Linked DNA regions of Homo sapiens: region 2 is linked to region 1. Evidence: chromatin contacts called from ENCODE Hi-C or POLR2A ChIA-PET data. All regions are on one chromosome and are shown on one strand. The core of a region is the stretch at or near the end of the contact, and the rest is flanking DNA. Distances in the headings are between cores, read along the strand shown.

The links. A loop is a pair of places that touch in the nucleus more often than their neighbours do. ChIA-PET counts read pairs that join two places held with the same protein, here RNA polymerase II (POLR2A). Pooled maps may share reads with other maps.
Region 2: a pooled map shows a loop between it and region 1 (7-fold over the local background). The contact joins two enhancer-like sites. A Hi-C loop is called at or near these places in 3 of 37 single-sample maps with no recorded cell type and 10 of 50 pooled maps. POLR2A ChIA-PET finds 5 or more read pairs at or near these places in 2 of 52 experiments (activated T-cell and endothelial cell of umbilical vein).

The regions. Positions count from the first base shown.
Region 1 is chr7:156,917,408-156,921,232 of GRCh38, reverse strand. All of the region lies in intron 3 of LOC102723795 (a long non-coding RNA gene), which reads right to left. Among named protein-coding and RNA genes, the nearest start is that of LMBR1, 26 kb to the right of the region's middle. RefSeq lists enhancers at 122-261, 2,270-2,339, 2,360-2,419. Within about 2 kb of position 1,777, at least 3 of the 41 ENCODE cell types and tissues checked have a DNase peak (open chromatin) inside an H3K27ac peak, as active enhancers do.
Region 2 is chr7:157,299,952-157,303,983 of GRCh38, reverse strand. No RefSeq gene overlaps it. Among named protein-coding and RNA genes, the nearest start is that of DNAJB6, 35 kb to the left of the region's middle. RefSeq lists enhancers at 1,044-1,313, 1,524-1,653 and silencers at 2,235-2,529, 3,661-3,835. Within about 2 kb of position 1,408, at least 17 of the 41 ENCODE cell types and tissues checked have a DNase peak (open chromatin) inside an H3K27ac peak, as active enhancers do.

The DNA.
Region 1 (3,825 bases), core at 528-3,027:
GAGATGATCATGAACATTATCAATCATTAGTATAAACATTATTAATCATTAGCTTTTACTATTACTCTTTGTTGTATTACTAATACAACCAATAAATAACCGGCGGGTGGGTATATGGTCAGGTGCTGAAGGGATATTGTGAGAAGTGACCTAGAAGGCAAGAGGTGAGCCCTCCGTCACGCCCGCATAAGGACCGCTTGAGGGCTCCTTGGTCAAGCGGTAACGCCAGTGTCTGAGAAGGCACCCGTTACTTAGCAGACCATGAAAGGGAGTCTCCCTTTACTTGGAGGAGTCAAAGAACACTCTGCTCCACCAGCTTCTTGTGGGAGGTTAGATACTATCCAGGCCTGCCCGCAGTCATCTGGAGGCCTAAACCCCTCCCTGTGGTGCTTCAATGGTCATGTTCCTTGTCCACTTTCATGTTCCTCCCATACTCCTGGTTCCTCTTTGAAGTTCGTAGTAGATAGCAGTAGAAGAAATAGTGAAAGTCTTAAAAAGTCTGATCTTTCTTGTAAGTGCATAGAAGAAAACGCTGACGTATGCTGCCTTCCCTCTCTGCTTCGGCTACCTAAAAGGGAAAGGGCTCCCTGTCCCATGATCACGTGACTTGCCTGGCCTTATCAATCACTTGGACGACTCACCCTCCTTACCCTGCCCCCTTGTCTTGCATGCAATAAATATCAGCGCGCCCAGCCATTCGGGGCCACTACCGGTCTCCGCATCTTGGTGGTAGTGGTTCCCCGGGCCCAGCTGTTTTCTCTTTATCTCTGTCTTGTGTCTTTATTTCTTACAATCTCTCATCTCTGCACACGGGGAGAACACTCACTAAGCCCTGTAGGGCTGGACCCTATAGGTCCCCTGGCCCTGGTGTCAGCGAGCTCCCTGGCAATCCCCTCGCCAGTGCTGCCAGGCTTGACTGGTGCTCTTGGCAGAACTCCTGTCTGATCTGAGGGAGGAGTGAGCCTACCTGGGCCACCTTCTGTTCAAGGTTGTGGGTGAGAAGACACCTGGCCCGGGTCACTTGGGCTGTGGGTGGGGAGTTGTAAGGCATCCTGCTACTGGGGTGCTCCTCCAGTCTGGGGTCCCTTACACGTCTGCCTTCCTCTTTCCACTTTTCAGAGTTCCCCTTTGTCTTTCCTGACTGCCTCATCTGCACTTGATTGCACCATCCGATTTCAATTATCTCCATAGCATTGATCAATTACCTGATATTTTAATACTTAACCAATTGTATTTGTCTCTCCTCCTAAAGTATATGCATAAGATAGCTGAGACCTGTAAGAACTGTTCTTGAATCAGGGCTTATGTGTAAGCTTTATTTGCGTCAGTATTCTCAGCTCCTAGAGTAGGGGTGGGCGCAGGGCAGGCCAATCCTGGTGAGGGTGAGCCAAGTGAGTGCGTGAAAACCAAAGGAAAAAACAAGAGTGAATGCAGATGTCTTCACCCCCAAACAACATGTTGAGTCACCCTAATTAGTACACAAAGAGAGAACAATTTACTGGGACAGGCCAGGCGAGTGTGACTGTCTGCCCACGGTACAAACTTGCTTCTCCTCTCATGCCTGAGTACGGGTAGGCATTCATTCACCGATGGAGGAATGTGCCTTTTGACTCTGCAAACACAATGAGGAGAGTGTGAGGGGTCCGGCGCACCTCTGGGGTTTATGCGCTGCCTCTGCCTGAAGCACGGAAGCAGGTGAGCGTGGGCCTGTCGGTGGTCCAAGGCCACAGGACACTGATGGCTGCCGTCGCCCAGCCTGCCCGCGCTGCGCAGAACCAATTCCTGTCTCTGCCCCTTGGCGAGTGACCAGGTTGCCCAGCAGTGTGAATGTGTGAGAGCTGCTAATCTCACCCCGTTTTCTCACTCTCTTTTTGGGAAGAAGAAAACCAAGCTGAATAAACAACTGTCGGCAAACAAGCACCCTGGACCTCCTTTGGCGTGTCCTTGAACAATACTGAATGCCTTTATTAGTCTGTGCGGTTAACACCAGCCTATTTATTTTTGCTAATGAGACAGAAGTGGAAGATTGGGGTTTTTACAACATTAGACATTATGCCAACCAATTTAATTATTGACAGGGATCAAGGATATTCACCCCACATCAAGTCCACTACTTATTATTGTAACATGCCTAAGAGGAATTAACCACATTTGAACTTAATTAGAACATTCATGATTTCAGAATAAAGCCTATCCCTGCTAATTCTCGAATTAATCTGATTTGTACTGGCTAGGATTTCTAATGCTTCTGAAACAAATCTTTCAGAAGTAGAATGGTGCATGGTTTCTTTTCTAACTACAGGAATGCAGTCAGTGACTTCAGAAATGATTCCTCAGTTAATGCCACATGTTTATTTGCATGCTTTTCCTGGTAACTATTATTCATATTTCAGATTAAAGTCTACCCTTAGACTCATATCAGGAGCTAGGCTATGCAGACATCACTATTAGAATTAAATGTACTACCTGAGGGGAGAAGTAAGAGCATCTGCTCCTTCAATGTTTGGATGAATAAAGGCTGATGATGCCAGGGCTGGTTACTAAGATTTGTTGTATTAAATAGAATCACTTTTCCTTGAGGTCTGTAAGCACTCACACACACACACACAAACTCACACTCACACACACACTCACACACTTACCTGAAAGCAGGAGGCTAAGTTTTGAAGTTTCAAACTTTAACTTGTAAAACAGCCAAATGAAAAATTAAAACCCGGCCAAGCGTGGTGGCTCACGCCTGTAATCCCATCACTTTGGGAGGCCGAGGCAGGTGGATCACTTGAGGTCAGGAGTTCGAGACCAGCCTGGCCAATCTGGTAAAACCCCATCTCTACTAAAAATACACAAATTAGCTGGGCATGGTGGCAGGCACCTGTAATCCCAGCTATCACTTGAACCTGGGAGGTGGAGGCTGCAGTGAGCCAAGATCACGCCATTGCACTCCAGCCTGGTCAACAGAGTGAGATGCCGTCTCAAAACAAAAACAAAAACAACAACAAAAAAAACAACCCACCCCCTACATTTTAATGATTAGGATAGAAAGTGAGAGAAGGGTAATTATCCAGTGAATTTAGACACTGTAAACAAAATGTATCATTTAACCTGAATACTTACTCCATCCTTAATTATCTACAGTATAATTCTGACAAAATTGCTATTTGCCTGTATTGCAACTATAGCTTTGTGGTCTTAGGCAATACAATATAAATAATATAACAATGTAACAGGGCTGGGCCCCGTGGCTCATGCCTGTAATCTCAGCACTTTGGGAGGCTGAGGCAGGTGGATCATTTGAGGTCAGGATTTCGAGACCAGCCTGACCAACATGGTGAAACTCTGTCTCTACTGAATAAAAAAAAAATTAGCCGGGCATGGTGGTGCATGCCTGTAATCCCAGCTACTTGGGAGGCTGAGGTAGGAGAATCGCTCAAACCCGGGATGTGGAGGTTGCAGTGAGCCAAGATTGTGCCACTGCACTTCAGCCTGGGCAACGGAGCGAAACTCCATCTCAAAAAAAAAAAAACAAAAAAAAACCCCAAAAAAACAAAACAACAACAACAAAAAAAAAACCAAAACAATGTAACATAACACACTAATATAACACAACATAAAGTCATACAATTCAACATAACATTATAATGTAATATAATGTAATATCTTTAACTGGATCTCTGCTACCTACTCAGATCCTTTCCAAATCTTCCCTAACAGACTGAAGTCAAGCAGTGGCCAAGAGGTACATTGACATCGAGGTGCTCAGCATGATTATAGATTATGCCAAATTCTGAGGTCACAGTTGATGCCATTAACATAGTCTTTACATTG
Region 2 (4,032 bases), core at 159-2,658, 380 kb before region 1:
CACCTCAGATCCATCACAGGCTCTCCCCTTCTTCCACTTTGTCCCCGTGCACCTGCCTATGTTGGACAATTCATATGAAAGGAATCCATCTCTCTTTTCCTTTGCGACTAATTTGAATGTTATTTGATACAGCAGCATCCACATAGATTTGCAATCAGTAGCATATGTCAGTGTGAGAGACGTGACAATCAATACTCAGAGGAAGACATGCATCGTCTTTGACCTAACAATTCCACTGACAGGAACGTCTGCAGATCCATTTGCAGGAGTAGACAAAGTGAAACACATTAAATATATGCCGGGACACGCTCTGCAGCCATGGTGAGAGTGGCAGAGACTGCAGCTACCCTAAGCACTAATTCCTAAGGAACTGATGAGATGGACACAGTAGGACCATGCAATGGAGACTATGCAGCAACTGAAAAGAAGGGCAGAGGCCGGGCGCGGTGGCTCATGCCTGTAATCCCAGCACTTTGGGAAGCTGAGGCGGGCGGATCACGAGGTCAGGAGATCGAGACCATCCTGGCTAACACGGTGAAACCCCGTCTCTACTAAAAATACGAAAAAATTAGCTGGGCGTGGTGGCAGGTGCCTGTAGTCCCAGCTACTCGGGAGGCTGAGGCAGGAGAATGGCCTGAATCCAGGAGGCGGAGCTTGCAGTGAGCTGAGATTGCGCCACTGCACTCCAGCCTGGGAGACAGAGGGAGACTCCGTCTCAAAACAAACAAACAAACAAACAAACAAAAAAAGAAGGGCAGATCGGCCGGGCGCAGCGGCTCGTGCCTATAATCCCAGCATTTAGGGAGACCAAGGCAGGTGGATTGCCTGAGCTCAAGATCAGCCTGGGCGACATGAGAAAAACCCATCTCTACTAAATAAAAAATAAAAAATAAAAAATACAGGGCCGGGCGTGGTGGCTCATGCCTGTAATCCCAGCACTTTGGGAGGCCGAGGCAGGCAGATCATGAGGTCAAGAGATCGAGACCATCCTGACCAACATAGTGAAACTCCACCTCTGCTAAAAATACAAAAATTAGTTGGGCATGGTGGCTCGTGCCTGTAGTCCCAGCTACTTGAGAGGCTGAGACAGGAGAATCACTTGAACCCAGAAGGCAGAGGTTACAGCGAGCCGAGATCACACCACGACACTCCAGCCTGGACGACAGAGCGACATTCAGTCTCAAAAGAAGAAGAAGAAGAAGAAGAAGATAGAGGGAGTGGCTGGGTCAGGGTTGACATGGCCTCCTCCGAGGAAGACATACTGAATGTTCCCACCAGGAGGGAGTTGGGCTCAGAAAGACAGTCGAGCCCTGGGGCTGTGCCTGGGGCTGTGCTCACCAAGCAACGCTGATGACAAGGCGGTTTCTGGGCCACCCGACACCAGGAAGTGGGCGCCTGTGCCAGGCAGCTTCCTGTGATCTGGCTGCTGTGAACTGGAACGTTGGTGGCACGGTTTACACATACTGAGTGGTTTCCCTTACTCATCTGTTTGGGGGTTTTTGTTTTCGTGTGTTTGCTCTGGTTTCCATTTCCAGTTTTTAAAATGTGTGCCTATAATAGATAAAACGCACGTTGTCAGGAAAATTCAAAGTGTGCCCTGTCTATGATGCAGACAGGCCCCTGCAATTCCACTCGAGCTACAGGTCAGTAGCCTGAACATACACATGGGAACATACAGTTTAGACGCCCCCAGAACGGCTCTTTCACTCACTAAGGCCTCGTGGACAACCTTCCAGGCAGAACAGAAGGATCTACCGTTCTTTTTTTTTTTTTTTTTTTTTTTTTTTGAGACAGAGTCTTCCTCTGTCGCCCAGGCTGGAGTGAAGTGGCGCAATCTTGGCTGACTGCAACCTCCGCCTCCCGGGTTCAAGCGATGCGATTCTCCTGTCTTCTCCTTCTTTTGACAGATTTTTGAACTTTTCCCCAGAGGCCCTGTTATGGGCAAAACAGTGCTCTCCAAGCCCTGTGTTCAAGCCCAACTCCCAGTACCCAGAATGTGACTGTACCTGGAGACAGGGTCTCCCGAGAGATCATTAAGCCAAAAGGAGGCCATTAGGGTGGGCCCTCTTCCAATCCGATTGGGGTCCTTACCAGAAGAGATCAGGATGCAGACGTGCACAGAAGGGCCACCCTGTGAGGACACAGAGGGCCAAGGGCCATCGATCAGCAAAGGGAAGTAGCCTGGGACACAGTCGTCCTGCAGAGCCACTGAGGAACCAGCCCTGCCTACACCTTGACCTTGGCCTTCCAGACTGCAGAGTGCGAGACGCTCAATCTCTTGTTTAAGCTGCCCAGTCTGTGGGATGTTGTTCTGGCAGCCCTGCGAAAGGAATTCAGACCCTCTTAGCCAAGGGGAATAAATGCTCTAAGGTTTCATATTATATATTGGAGTCATACATTTTGTTCTTGCCATCGTATATTCAGCTGTGTTGTCTTTAAATCAACATGATCTGAATTACTTGCTAGATATATGTATGTATTTTGAGACAGGATCACTGTTACCCAGGCTGGAGTGCAGTGGTGTAATAATAGCTCTCCACACACTGCAGCCTCGAACATGGGCTCCAGCGATCTTCCTGCCCCAAGTAGCTGGGAATACAGGCATTCACCACAATGCCAGGCTAGTTTTTTGTTTGTTTGTTTGTTTTTTGACAGTTTCACTCCTGTCACCCAGGCTGGAGTGTAGTGGCGTGAACACGGCTCACTGCAGCCTTGACTTCCAGGGCTCAGGTGATCCTCCCACCGTAGCCTCCTGAGCAGCTACTTTTTTGTATTTTTTAGTAGAGATGGGTTTCACCATGTTGCCCAGGCTGGTCCCAAACTCCTGGGTTCAAGCAATTTGCCAGCCCCAAAGTGCTGGGATTACAGGCGTGAGCCACTGTTCCCGGCCTTTTTTTTTTCTTGTAGAGATGAGATCTTGCTTTGTTGTCTGGGCTGGTCTCAAACTCATGGCCTCAAGTGATCCTCCTTCCCTTGTTTGTCTTTTGCAACCCTCCATAGATGTAAAAGCCATTCTTGGTTCCAGGGCCGTGACTGCTTTCAGCCTGACAGAGGCAGGACTAATGGCATTTTTATTTCCGAACAATGCAGTGGGATGTTGGTGAGTGAATACCATGTCTTTAGACCACCAGGGAAAGTGACACGGGAGCGTGTGCAACACCGGCGTGCGCTCTCCTCCCACCGCGGGTGTTTTCTCACCAGGGTTCCTGTGCAGGAGCCTCCGCGCAGGTGGACGGAGAGAAGCTGTGTGGGGGACCCCGGCCTCCCGCTCCCCTGCAGAGCAGGCCACGTGCTGGACGCTGGGGAGCCGGCCTTCCTGGGAGGTGGACCTGGGCTCCCTGACACACGTGGGAGAATTCTGCATGCGTGTGAGAGGTTCGCATCGCTGTGCTGAGGCCTCTCCCAGGGAGAGCTGCGTCTTCTCCTTTCCACACAGGCTCTGGTGCAGCTCCGGAGAGCAGGCTGGACACGTGGCGGGCGGGCTGGACGCGTCCTCCCCTTGGGACAGGAGTCCTACTCACGTTGTCGTCCAACCAAACAGCAAACAAAGCAAAACAAAAAACAGCTGGAACCTTACGGGGCCCCTAAAATGGCAGCAGAGACTCGTAGAAGCCGATCATCTGAGTCATTCCTCATTTCTCTAAGGGGTGCTTGCCCATGGAACGATGCCACCCTGAGTGAGTTGCCACATCAGCGCATCCTGGCAGGTTCCAGAGCCGTGCACGCCGCGCCCTGCAGAGCCCTGCTCAGGAATGCGCGTGGCAGGCGGTTCGCAGGGCTGCAGACTGGAGGCGGCTGAGCCTGGAATCTTCCTCCGTCCCGAGGAGCAAACCCCGGGCTCCCCCGCCCCGGACTCCTGGCCCCCGCCACGCTCAAGGCAGCCTCTGGGGCCTCGGCTGTGTGGGAAGCCACCCCCAAAGGCGACCTGCGGCCTGATGCCACTCACAGAGCACAGCGGAAATGACAGAATCTCAGACGTGGAGGGCGGCGCCGCCGGCAGGGTTAGAGCAGGGCGGAGGGTCCCACGTGGGG